Linked DNA regions of Mus musculus: all the other regions are linked to region 2. A link is a loop called in an ENCODE intact Hi-C map of the cell type or tissue named here. Cell type or tissue: gastrocnemius. All regions are shown on one strand.

Region 1 (4,000 bases), 95 kb before region 2:
GCTAGCATTAAAGGCTTGTGTCACTACCACCTGCTGCTTAACTCACTCATATTTAACCTTTACAAAACTAGTGGGAGAAGAATAAGAATTGTCTGTTTCTTTAAGAGAAAATTGCTAAAGAAGGTTAAATGATTTGCTCAAACCTGATCCTTTTGAAACCCCAGGTACCAGGCCCCCAGACTCTTTCAAGCCATTAAACAATGCCCTCTTTTGGACTGTGCCAGTACCTGTCCACATAAGCAAAGTGCACAGACTCACAAGCAGACACACACAGAGACAGAGAGAGATTTAAAAGGAAGAGAGAGTCATGCCCTATGGATTCGGGAAGGGTCAGAGGACGGAAGGATCTCCTCTTTATGGGCTCTGTCACCCACCACAGCTTCTTTTCTATGCAGAATAAGTATACAAGCTTCAGGAGGGACTCCGGAAGCCAAGGGCATTGAGAAACGCAAGCTTTCTCAGAAACGAAGGACACTGGTTAGTGATGCTCTTCTTTTGGAACCCCACACGTCACCCTCTACAACCTGTCTGTTCCACATACAACCCAAAAGCATAACCTAGCAGACTAGCTTCTTCCCAATCAGAGAAATGTGACTCCCTCCCAGAAGCCAGGTTCCCCATGCTCTGGAAGAGAAGGTGAGGCAGGCTCATCCTTCCCACTGATCTGAAAGTGGGCCCAAGCTGTTCTAGGCAGAAAAGACTCAGCCCCTTCCCTCCGCACCCTTCACTTTGTAACTCACCTTTCGGGAATGGACTTCCATTTCATCAGCAGCAGCTGTGTGTATCAGCAGCTGTGTGTATCAGCAGCTGTGTGTATCAGCAGCTGTGTGTATCAGCAGCTGTGTGTATCAGCAGCTGTGTGTATCAGCAGCTGTGTGTATCAGCAGCTGTGTGTATCAGCAGCTGTGTGTATCAGCAGTTGTGTGTATCAGCAGCTGTGTGTATCAGCAGCTGTGTGTATCAGACACTGTCTGCTGTCACCTGAACCTTTTGTCTTTATGGTTTTAGGTCTGGTATAGTACTTGAATTCTGTAAATACTTATGAACAAGCATGTAAAGACACAGTACAGAGTATTTCTCTGTTGGGTTTGGTTCTGAGTTCCAGGTTCCTGTCTTTTAAATTTTTTGTATAGACCAAGCACAGTGTCTCACACCTGTAACCCTGGCACTTGGAAGGCTAAGGAAGATTGCTATAAGTTTAAAGCCCATCTGGAGCTTCATAGTAAGCTCTAAGCCAGCCTGGGCTACATGAGAGAGACCCTTTCTTTAAAAAGTATTTGTATAAAAATAAGTGTGGTCAGCTAAGAATGGTGGCACACCCTTATTAATTCCAGCACTTGGGAGGCTGGAACATGAAGCTTTTGAGTTCATGGCCAACTTGGGCTACATAGAAAGATCCCACTCAAAACCCTTTCTCTTTTCCTCTTCCCTTCCCAAAAGGGAAAACTGCCTTATTACCTAACTATTTTAGCTTTGTTTTGGATTTTCTTTTTCAATGTCTTGGATCAAACACATGCTATGAAAGCCCTTTCCACTGAGCCTGCCTCGTTCCTCTTTGGAGCTCTTGTTAATTTGACATAGGGTTGTTGTAATTCAGACAACAAATAACCATTGTTCAGATCTCAGAGGAAAATGTCTTCTTTGAAGGGGCTAGAGTGGCTATCACAGTGCTTAAGAGCACTTGCTACTCTTTTTTTTTTTTTAAGATTTATTTATTCATTATATGTAAGTACACTGTAGCTGTCTTCAGACACTCCAGAAGAGGGCGTCAGATCTTGTTACAGATGGTTGTGAGCCACCATGTGGTTGCTGGGATTTGAACTCCGGACCTTCGGAAGAGCAGTCGGGTACTCTTACCCACTGAGCCATCTCACCAGCCCCGCACTTGCTACTCTTGACCAGGGTCCTGTTCCTAACTCTGTAAACTCCAGTTTATATGTGTATGTGTGTGTATATACATATATACATGTATGTATATGTATATATATATATATGTGTGTGTGTGTATGTATATGTGTGTGTATAGGTATGTATGTATATATGTATATATATATATATATATATGTATGTATGTATATATATATATATATATACACACACACACACACACACACACATACATATAAAAGCGCAGTTTAAGGCTCTAGTTGACAATGGGACACTATGGGTGCTGTGCTGCTTTCATTGTGTGACTGTGTTCATTTGGGAACATATAGGCCATATATGTTATGAAGCTGGGAACTGCCAGGCCCTGTCTAAGGAGAAGGAGGCAAATATGGTCTCTCTAGAGAACACGATCAGCCACGTTCCTGTAAGGCGACCTCCAGTTCCATTCTGGTCTCAGCCAGCTTTCTGATCTGATGCCCAACTCAATGTAGACCTGCAGTCCAAGCACTTTTTTTTCCCCTCTGTGTCACCAACTACCAGAAGGAGCTGTTCCTCCAGCCATCTCCCGGAAGTGGGGCAACCTCCAGTTTTTACCTGCAGGGGGAAGCAAAGAGCAGGGAACTCAGAGGAACATCGTGAGCATTCTAACAGCCCTTGGGCAGACGCTAACACCCCTGCCCTCCCCTCCCCGCTCCTGCCCCCTCCCCCCCCCAAAGAAGCAGCCACTTCCACGGAGTACAGCGTTTTCATTCGCCTGCGCAAATCAAAGTAAGGTGTCCATCTTTTCTCCAGCTGAAAAAGCAGATTTCCTCTCTTTTTGGAAACCTGAAACACTTTCCAAACTCAAAAATTCAAAAATGAGCCCAGGTGTCTCCACTTCTGTTGTTTGAGACAGTCTGACACAGTGGTATCACACGCATGCTCTTTCTGCTTCCACTCCTAAGCAGGATGCTGGGATTACAGGCCACTCCCGACAACTATGCAAAAAGGTGGTTTGTTGGGATAGACTGGCTCACCAATCAGCAGTTCTGCTTTGGCATTTTACCATTTTACAGCCGCGAGCCACCACACTTAGAAAGTCATTTCTTTGCTTGCTTGCTTCACTCCCTGCCACACACACACCCCCACCTGAATGGTTTCCCTGAGGTTTTGTTGTTGGGGGTTTTTTGTTGTTGTTGTTGTTTTGTTTTGTTTTCTGGTTATTTCGTGACAGGGTTTCTCTGTGTAGTCCTGGCTGTCCTGGAACTCGCTCTGTAGACCAGGCTGGCCTCGAACTCAGAAATCCGCCTGCCTCTGCCTCCCGAGTGCTGGGATTAAAGGCGTGCGCCACCACGCCCAGCATGAAAAGATTTTTTTAAAAAGCCATACATACCACTTGGTACCACATGCATCTGATAATGGATCAAAATGAAACCCCATTCACCAGGGGACCCTCACCTCCTTCTTCCTCCCGAAAGGATGCACCCCAGTCTCCTTGCATGTTCCATTTACTACATCTCTGTAGTCCTGCCTGTCTTATCCATCTAGGCATTAGCCTGACTTACCCTCCTCTCCTATTTCTTTCCGCTTTTGGCATGTTGTACAGTGCCAAAAGGAAGGGATTGGGGCTCTCCAGTATTCAGATTTGTTTGTCATAGTACAGGCATTCGGTGTTTCCTGACAATATAGAAGAGTAGAACTTGCATTTACTGGGTTCCTAGCAGGCACTACACAGTTTTCTCCCAACATCCTTGACTCATACGTTAGGATGCTGACTGCTGTTATCCCTACTTTACAGATGAAAAGTCTGAGGCTCAGAGACGTTAAATTGTGGTCTCACTGCTAATAAGGAAGATGTGAGATTTAATCCTAACCATCTATAACTAAAAGACCAGAGTCTTAACTATGGACCATATTAATGACGTCTGTATAGCTGGGTATACTGGCATATCCCTGTGATCTCAGCATATAGGAACTGGAGGCAAGGTCTCAAGTGTAAAGCCACCATGGGCCATGTAGCAAGATTGTGTGTATATGTGTGTGTGTGTGGATGCAGAAGAATATTAGAAGAGGAAGAGGCTGTGAATACAGCTCAGTAGTACAGTGTTTACCTAACATGTGTAAGGTGGTCCTG
Region 2 (4,000 bases):
TGTAAAAGTAGGTTCCAACAGATGTGCGTGGAAGTAAATGCAAGCAGGTGAAAAAGAACGAATCTTCCTTCTTCCAGTGTCCTTATGTAGGTCTCCAGATTAAAGGTGTGCACCACCACGTCTGGATCAGGGATTTGTTTTGTCCCAGGCGGACCTTGAATTTAGAGATCTCCTTGCCTTAGTCTACTGGGATTAAAGGTGTGTACTACCTTGACTGGGCCTAAGCTTTTTGTAGCCACTATGCTTCAAGATCTCCATGTCAAGATCCAGGTTAGAAACTTGAATCTTCCAGCCTTAAGATCTGGATCACAGGTGAGCCATCCAATTCTGGATTGTAGTTCATTCCAGACATAGTCAAGTTAACAACTAGGAACAACCATTATACTACCCTATTACCAGCCTGAAAAATATAGATAGATTAAATGTTATTTTATTTTCTCTTGGTGGCCAGGAGGCTCAGGCTGAGGCAGGGAATTTCTTGGAAGTTTGGAGGTGAGACCCTCTCAGTAAGGCTAAATAAAAAGTTCCCCTCTACTTGGCCTGGTACAGACAGATGGTTGTTGGAGCTTAGTTATGGTGAGAAAATTTGGCTCACTCCCCAAAACTCTAGGTGAGCAGTTAAGAACGGTTCTCACGGAGTACAGTTCAGTTCCCAGTACTCACATAGGAGCTCACAGCTGCCTGTAACTCCTGTTCCATCTCTCCTCCATTGGATGGCACCTGTATCTATGTGGTACATATTCATGTACTCGGGTACACACGCGTATACCTGAAAAAGGGAAAAGGGGCAGGTATATGGATCTCTGTAAGTTACAGGCTAGCCTGGTCTCCATGTTGAGTTCTAGGCTAGGCAGGGCTCTATACAAAGAGACCATGTTTCAAAAACAAAACAACAAAAACAAACAAAAAGCTCCCTAGGATAGATTAGGGGTCTGGTAAGGGGCCGTCTTTTATAGCCAGCCTTTGGGTGTAGAACACTTAAGTTCCCTGCCTAGGGTAGATGACAGGTCCTTTTCCTCTGCCAGACTCCACCAGGCATCAAGCATCGCTTGCTCAGGGACCTGAGTCAGCACTCAGGGAAGGAGGTTCAGAATGCTGCAGGCACGAGAGGAGAGGTGCTGCCTGTCTAGACAGTGCACAGGTGCTGGGTGGATCCTGATTCTGTGGTGTGGCACCATCCCCATGGGAGGGCGGTGCTGCGTCTGCTCACACTAATGCTTGGCCTTGCTTTCTAGCCCTGGCCTAGTGTATCTAATCTGGCCAAGGACTTCATTGACCGCCTGCTGACCGTGGACCCTGGAGCCCGGATGACTGCACTGCAGGCCCTAAGACACCCATGGGTAGTAAGCATGGCAGCCTCTTCATCCATGAAGAATCTGCACCGATCCATCTCCCAGAATCTCCTCAAGCGGGCTTCCTCTCGTTGCCAGAGCACCAAGTCTTCCCAGTCCACGCGTTCCAGCCGCTCCACTCGTTCCAACAAGTCACGCCGTGTTCGGGAGCGCGAACTGCGGGAGCTTAACCTGCGCTATCAACAGCAGTATAACGGCTGAGCCACCAGCTATGACATGGACACACTAGTGTCTCATCTGGACACTTTCTGCCATGTCACCTGGGCCTAATACCTTCTCTATAGCTAGACCTCATGCCCAGCAGTATGTAGGGTATGTCTGGACCCAGCTCCTCTCTGTACCTTTAGTAGCCCCTACCTCCTATCACAGGCCTGGCCTGTTAGGATGGAATGGTGGCAGGACTGAGTCTCCACTGATCTCTTTAATTTTTGCCACTTTCTTGGACCAAGCGGGGCTACTGTGTTGGGTAGAAGGGTCCTATGGCTCAGGACTCTTTACCCATTCCTTTTATAACCCCCTTCCCTCCACAGAGCTTTGTCTAGCTCCCACATCCTCTGCCATGCCAATCCTTAAGATTATGCTCCAGTGGGAGGTCTGGCTTGTGCCGTAGCTAACTCGCCTCATTAGTCCTTTAGTCCTTTAGCTCCAGTTAGTCTCCAGCAACCCTCTCTCCCCCAGCCAAGATCTGTCTGTCTTCATGGTGCCACCGGGGACACCTTCTAGTCCCCAGACTTGCCAGGACCTCTGGCTGTAGAGACTGTGGCATGGCCCTTGACCTCAGGCTCCAGCCTCTCTATGAGAGGAATCCTGTCTGTCACCCTCCGTGCCTTTGCAGAGCCCACTGTCGCCTGTCTCTCCACCAGGAGGACGCCATTTCATTCCCCAGCTGCCTCCTTCCCAACAGTGAGGGGTTAAGGGAGCTCCGTGCTGCTACCTGGGGGTGGATGTGCCTGAGGAAGGTCCTCCTCAGAACCTCCTCATCAACCTTTGTTCTGTCCTTTGCTGTACTGCCCTTTGCTGCTTCCTTCTGGAGCTGCCTGGCCCTCCTTTATAGCTCCATTGCGCCACCTCGTGTCTGGTCTGGGTATAGGTGGCCAGGGGAGGGGGTGGTGACGGATGCACAACCTTGCAAACCCACAGCCCTCTAAACGGACTAGGAAAGAAAGGCGTTGCTGAATTGGGGGAGAGTCCTGGGCTGCTCAACTCCTCTTCTGCTCAGTTTCTCCAAACCTCACCCTGGAACTTAGCCGTACTGTGTTACCTGCCTCTGAACCCTGGGTGCCTTGGGTGCTGACCTTGCTGTAAGAGCTGGCCTTGCCCTATTTGCCCTGTGCCCGTTTCTTTTCATAGCATTAACTTTCCAGGCTGGCCCCACCGAGTCTCAGGCTGGGAGGTAGGGTAGGGTTACAGGGGCAGCTTTCCCAAGGGACTGAGCCACAACAGTCCCTATAGCTGTCGTGGGCTCTCTACCACTGTTAGGCTGGAATGCAACCTCCCTCCATCTGTAGCTGCTCTCAGTGGGTAGGAAGGGGCCAGGCAGAGCCTAGCTTGGGCCTTGGCTAGATTAAGAGCCTGTCAGCAGGAAGAGTCTAGCTCCACTCAGCTCCTCTCAGGAGGCAGCCTTGGGCGAGGCGCTCTTTTCTACATATGCCACCTCCACTGGGAAACTAAACCAAAGAGACCACTCTGTGCCAAGTCAACTGTGCCTTCTATATGCTCTCTTCACACACCCCTCCCCCTGGGTAGGAGGCAGTGGAGAGCCAAAGCCTCAGAGTTCCCCCACCTACCAGTTCCCCAGGAATCCCTGGGGGTGTGAACCAATGGGGATTTATTTTTTCTCTTGCCCAAAGTAGGTCTGGTTGTGAGGATAAGACAGAGGGAGTTTAGTGTCCGGGCCTTTGATAGGTCCACCAGGCCTTCATGCCATGGACCATGGATGGAGACTGCAGTTATTTATTTGTGTACTCTGTAAATGTATCTTCTGTATCCAATAAACAGGCTGCCCTCCCTCAGGGAAGGCTGCCATTTTTTCTGACCACGCTGACTGTGCCATGGGACTAGTGGATTGTTCAAAAAGGAAGAGTAAGGGCCACTCTCTGGGCTGATTATTGCAGGAAGATCCTGACTCCTCAGCTGGTGCTGTACCAGAAGACAAAGTCCAAGTCAAGGGTAGAGCCCTCAGGAGCCTCACCTTCCCACTAAGCCATGATGAAAGACGAGGGTACCCAAGAGAAACTGAGACGAGTATGTTTATTAGATTGAGATGGGGAACGGATCTGTGGACAGTTTAGTTGTAGGCCATGACTTGGTTGATCCAGGTACTGAACTTGCTGACCCGAGTGTACATGGCCGGTGCTTGTATGTTGCAGTTCTTAGTGCCCCAGGAGACAATCCCAATAAGCACCCAGGTGTTTCCCTTCTGGCAGACAAGAGGGCCTCCTGAGTCACCCTGAAAGGGAAGAAAAGGGGAGAAGTCAGCATGGCAGTTTGGGGACGTGTCCCACTGGACAGTGCGGAGGACAGGGTGCTTACCTGACATGAGGAGGCGCCTGAGCCACCTGCACATATCATGGCATCGGTAATGCGTGCACCCCAGTACTGCCGACACTGATTCACAGTGACCAGGGGTAGAACAACTTGCTGCAGGC
Region 3 (4,000 bases), 75 kb before region 2:
TGAGACAGGTTTTGGGTTTTTTTTTTGTTTTTGTTTTGTTTTTTGTTTTTTTTGAGACAGGGTTTCTCTGTATTGCCCTGGCTGTCCTGGAACTCACTCTGTAGACCAGGCTGGCCTCGAACTCAGAAATCTGCCTACCTCTGCTTCCCAAGTGCTGGGATTAAAGGCGTGTGCCCCACCGCCCGACTGTTGTTTTGTTTTGAGACAGGTTGTATGTAGTTCAGACTTGCCTCAGACTTTCCACGCAGCAGATGATGACCTTGAACTTGTGATTCATGCCTGTGGTTGCTGGGATTTGAACTCAGAACCTTCCAGAGAGCAGTCAGTGTTCTTAAACCCTGAGCCATTTCTCCAGCCCCCTTGAGCGACCCATGGCTTGTCAGATTTTCTTTGGCAGTCACAAGGGAAACAGATGTAGAGGACCCAAGATTAGAAGCAGAGACATGCAATATGATTCTTGCTTTTCACTAGAGATGCCAAGTCCAGAGGATAGGTAAGACAGTGCTGGGGAGAAATTGCGCACTTTGTTTGCTTTTGGTGCTGAAGACCAGGCACAGTCCCTACTTTCAACTTACTAGATATTATTTGAATGTCCATGAGTATGTTAAAGGCTATTTATGTACTGAAGGTAGAGTCAAATTGAGTATCTTCTTTAATGCTTTGTGGGTTTGAATCAATGTGATTCTTCCTCACAAGTTAAAAAGCCAGGCATGAGCAGGGCAGTGGTGGCACAGGCCTTTAATCCCAGCACTTAGGAGGCAGAGGCAGGCTGATTTCTGAGTTCGAGGCCAGCTTGGTCTATAGAGGGAGTTTCAGGACAGCAAGGACTACACAGAGAAAACCTGTCTTGAAAAACCAAAAATAAATAAATAAAAAAAATACCAAGCATTGTGTCCCATGCCTATAATGGCAGTGCTAGAGGTGCATCCCTGCAGCTAACTGGCCAGCCAGCCTAAAATGAAAAGGCCAGCCGGCGTGGTGGCATACGCCTTTAATCCCAGCACTTGGGAGGCAGAGGCAGGTGGATTTCTGAGTTCGAGGCCAGCCTGGTCTACAGAGTGAGTTCCAGGACAGCCAGGGCTACACAGAGAAATCCTGTCTCAAAAAAAAAAAAAAAAAAAGAAAAAAGAAAAGGCCAAGGGCCTTGAGGAATGAATGATACCCAGAAATTGACACTCACTGGCACACATATGAACATGCATAAATGCAAACATTACTCCCCCACTCTCACACATGATATATGTATAAACATATCTCCCATTACTTTGAATGTTTTTAAAATTAATAAATGTGAAAAATATTATACGATATTTATATATTGGTTTGTTTGGTTGGTTTTTGTTTTTTGTTTTTTTTTCGAGACAGGGTTTCTCTGTGTAGCCCTGGCTGTCCTGGAACTCACTCTTTAGACCAGGCTGGCCGCGAACTCAGAAATCTGCCTCCGCCTCTGCCTCCTAAGTGCTGGGATTAATGGCGTGTGCCACCAATTGCCTTGAATGTGTTTTCCCTTCACTGTCTGGCACATTGTAAGCAGCTAGTAGGGACATGGTTTAGGTCAGTGAGTCCATCCATGTAAGAGGTAGCTGAGAGTCGGGAGAGTGCTCCCAATATAAGAAATTGACTCCAGAAGTTCTTCTGGGAGGACTCGGGTTTCCTCTAGGCTAAAGAATGCAGTCCACTCCAAGGTACTGGGGGTCGGGGGTGGGGTGGGGTGGGGTGTTTTTTATAGCAAGCTGCAGAACCTCATTCAAATCCTGGTCTGCAGGAACTCCACCTCTCCTTTAGGAGGCGCTGCAGCCCGCGGCCGCACCAAAACGTTCTTCTGAGGCATCATGGAACTTGTAGTCTTTGTGTTCTTATACCCAGAGCGCTTGCGCTCACCAGGCACGCGCCCGGTACCATCAGGATTCCGGATCCTTGTGAAGGGTAGCCCATGCCATAACGTTCCATTCGAATACATTTTTACCTTTCGCTTAGGACGAGCTTCATCTGGAAAATAATCGACTCTGAACAGGATATCGCGGTGTCCAGGAAAGCCGCCGGAATAAGCCCGCCCCATCCCGGAAGTGAGAGGCTTCTGGCGCAGTGCATTGTGGGGGGCGTAGTCCTCCTTTCCAGGCGGTCCTTCGCGGCGTCCCCCGGGCCGACTCCGAAGCGCAGGCGGACGGCCGGGTGGGTAGCGCGGCGCGGGCGGTCCGCAACCATATTCTGGGCACGGGGCCTCGGCCCGGGACGACTGCGCCGGGCGGCAATAGTGAGAGGCCTCTGAGAGCCTCGCGCGGCGCCGCCCGTCGAGGAGCTGAGACAGGGGCCAGACCCGGCCGTCGAAGAGCTCGAGAGGCCGGTGGGCCGGGCCGCGCGTCGCAGCCATGCCTGGCTTTACGTGCTGCGTTCCGGGCTGCTACAACAATTCACACCGGGACAAGGCGCTGCACTTCTACACGTTTCCCAAGGACGCTGAGTTGCGGCGCCTCTGGCTCAAGAACGTGTCCCGTGCTGGCGTCAGTGGGTGCTTCTCCACCTTCCAACCCACCACCGGCCACCGTCTCTGCAGCGTCCACTTTCAGGGCGGCCGCAAGACCTACACGGTGCGCGTTCCCACCATTTTCCCGCTGCGTGGCGTCAATGAGCGCAAAGTAGCTCGGAGACCTGCGGGAGCTGCGGCAGCCCGCCGTAGGCAGCAGCAGCAGCAACAACAACAGCAGCAGCAGCAACAGCAGCAGCTGCAACAGCAGCAGCCGTCTCCGTCCTCCTCCACTGCCCAGACCACCCAGTTGCAGCCGAACCTGGTGTCTGCCTCTGCAGCTGTGCTTCTTACGCTTCAGGCCGCCGTAGACAGCAACCAGGCTCCGGGATCCGTGGTTCCCGTGTCCACGACTCCCTCGGGAGATGATGTGAAGCCCATCGACCTCACAGTGCAAGTCGAGTTTGCAGCTGCTGAAGGGGCAGCCGCCGCTGCCGCCGCCTCAGAGCTAGAGGCTGCTACGGCTGGGCTGGAGGCCGCTGAGTGCACTCTGGGCCCTCAGCTGGTGGTGGTAGGGGAAGAGGGCTTCCCTGACACTGGCTCTGACCACTCGTACTCCTTGTCCTCGGGTACCACGGAGGAGGAGCTCCTGCGCAAGCTGAACGAGCAGCGGGACATCTTGGCCCTGATGGAAGTGAAGATGAAGGAGATGAAGGGTAGCATCCGCCATCTGCGTCTCACCGAGGCCAAGCTCCGTGAAGAACTTCGAGAGAAGGATCGTCTGCTTGCCATGGCTGTCATCCGTAAGAAGCACGGCATGTGAATGGTTCCCCCCAGAAACCTGCAGAATTCGTGACTCCTTCCAGCCCAAGGAATCCTCAGGCAAATGTTGTACTCCCCAGTATTCCTGTTGACAGTGCCGAGGTTTAGGACAGCGGGACTCCAGTTGGTCAGTTGGCACCTTCTTTCGTCTCCTCGTGAAGTAAGAGTTGGGGACTTCAGAATCTGGTGACACCAGCAGTTATGACTTTGTCTCTCACTCCCCAGTTTATGTTGCAGATTCTGGTTATACACAGGCTTCAGAACCACTGAACTTGGAACTTACCCTGGAGGGGGTGCAGATGGAACTCTTAAGGGACTGTGGGTTTGAGGAAACCACTTCTTCAGGTTGGCCAGCAATCAGAGACAGCTTTGCTGTGTGTAGTGATAAGAGATCTCAGTAACATCGTTTCTCCTTTCCATGCTACCCGGTTCAGGTGCAGTCTGTGATTCTGATGGGGACTAGCTGATCTGTGCCTCTGTCTCTTAGGACCTCTCTACCCAGAAGGTCATTTATGAGAGGGCTCTGGGTGACTTGCTGATGGAGATCCAGCTCACCAGGGACTTAGGTTTATCTCGTTATGTTTGCTACTGGTTACAAATTCTATTTTCTGTACAATTAGACTGAAGTTTTCACTGTTTGGCAAAACAAATTAAACAAAAAAGTAAGGTTTTTATTTGGGTTTCGACTTTTTTTTTTTAATTAAAGCTAAGTGT

What was found. A loop is a pair of places that touch in the nucleus more often than their neighbours do. Peaks named below come from ENCODE experiments on the same cell type or tissue, not always from the same donor. Only the 100,000 strongest peaks of a DNase experiment are listed, where the experiment ranks them.
Region 1: a loop joins it to region 2, with 7 times the contacts of the local background. A loop is called at or near these places in 14 of 42 quality-filtered maps.
Region 3: a loop joins it to region 2, with 3 times the contacts of the local background. A loop is called at or near these places in 9 of 42 quality-filtered maps.

Annotation. Positions count from the first base shown.
Region 1 is chr8:105,833,064-105,837,063 of GRCm38, forward strand. It overlaps Tsnaxip1 (translin-associated factor X (Tsnax) interacting protein 1), which reads left to right. Exons shown (of 16, transcript NM_024445.4): 2 at 396-477. It also overlaps a transcript of Ranbp10 not described here. Among named protein-coding and RNA genes, the nearest start is that of Tsnaxip1, 7.3 kb to the left of the region's middle. In gastrocnemius, a CTCF peak has its summit at 2,462 (motif pointing right); a DNase peak (open chromatin) is centred at 2,481; H3K27ac peaks cover 269 bases.
Region 2 is chr8:105,928,416-105,932,415 of GRCm38, forward strand. It overlaps Pskh1 (protein serine kinase H1), which reads left to right. Exons shown (of 3, transcript NM_173432.2): 3 at 1,236-3,387. The coding sequence ends at 1,553. Ctrl (chymotrypsin-like) reads right to left here. Exons shown (of 7, transcript NM_023182.2): 6 at 3,885-4,000; 7 at 3,579-3,801. The coding sequence ends at 3,640. Among named protein-coding and RNA genes, the nearest start is that of Ctrl, 3.4 kb to the right of the region's middle. In gastrocnemius, no CTCF peak of the experiment used is centred here; a DNase peak (open chromatin) is centred at 2,425; H3K27ac peaks cover 247 bases.
Region 3 is chr8:105,852,992-105,856,991 of GRCm38, forward strand. It overlaps Thap11 (THAP domain containing 11), which reads left to right and starts at 2,112. Exons shown (of 1, transcript NM_021513.2): 1 at 2,112-3,959. The coding sequence starts at 2,370. The coding sequence ends at 3,287. It also overlaps a transcript of Cenpt not described here. In gastrocnemius, a CTCF peak has its summit at 1,802; DNase peaks (open chromatin) are centred at 1,491, 1,827, 2,094 and 3,007; H3K4me3 peaks cover 2,544 bases; H3K27ac peaks cover 2,528 bases.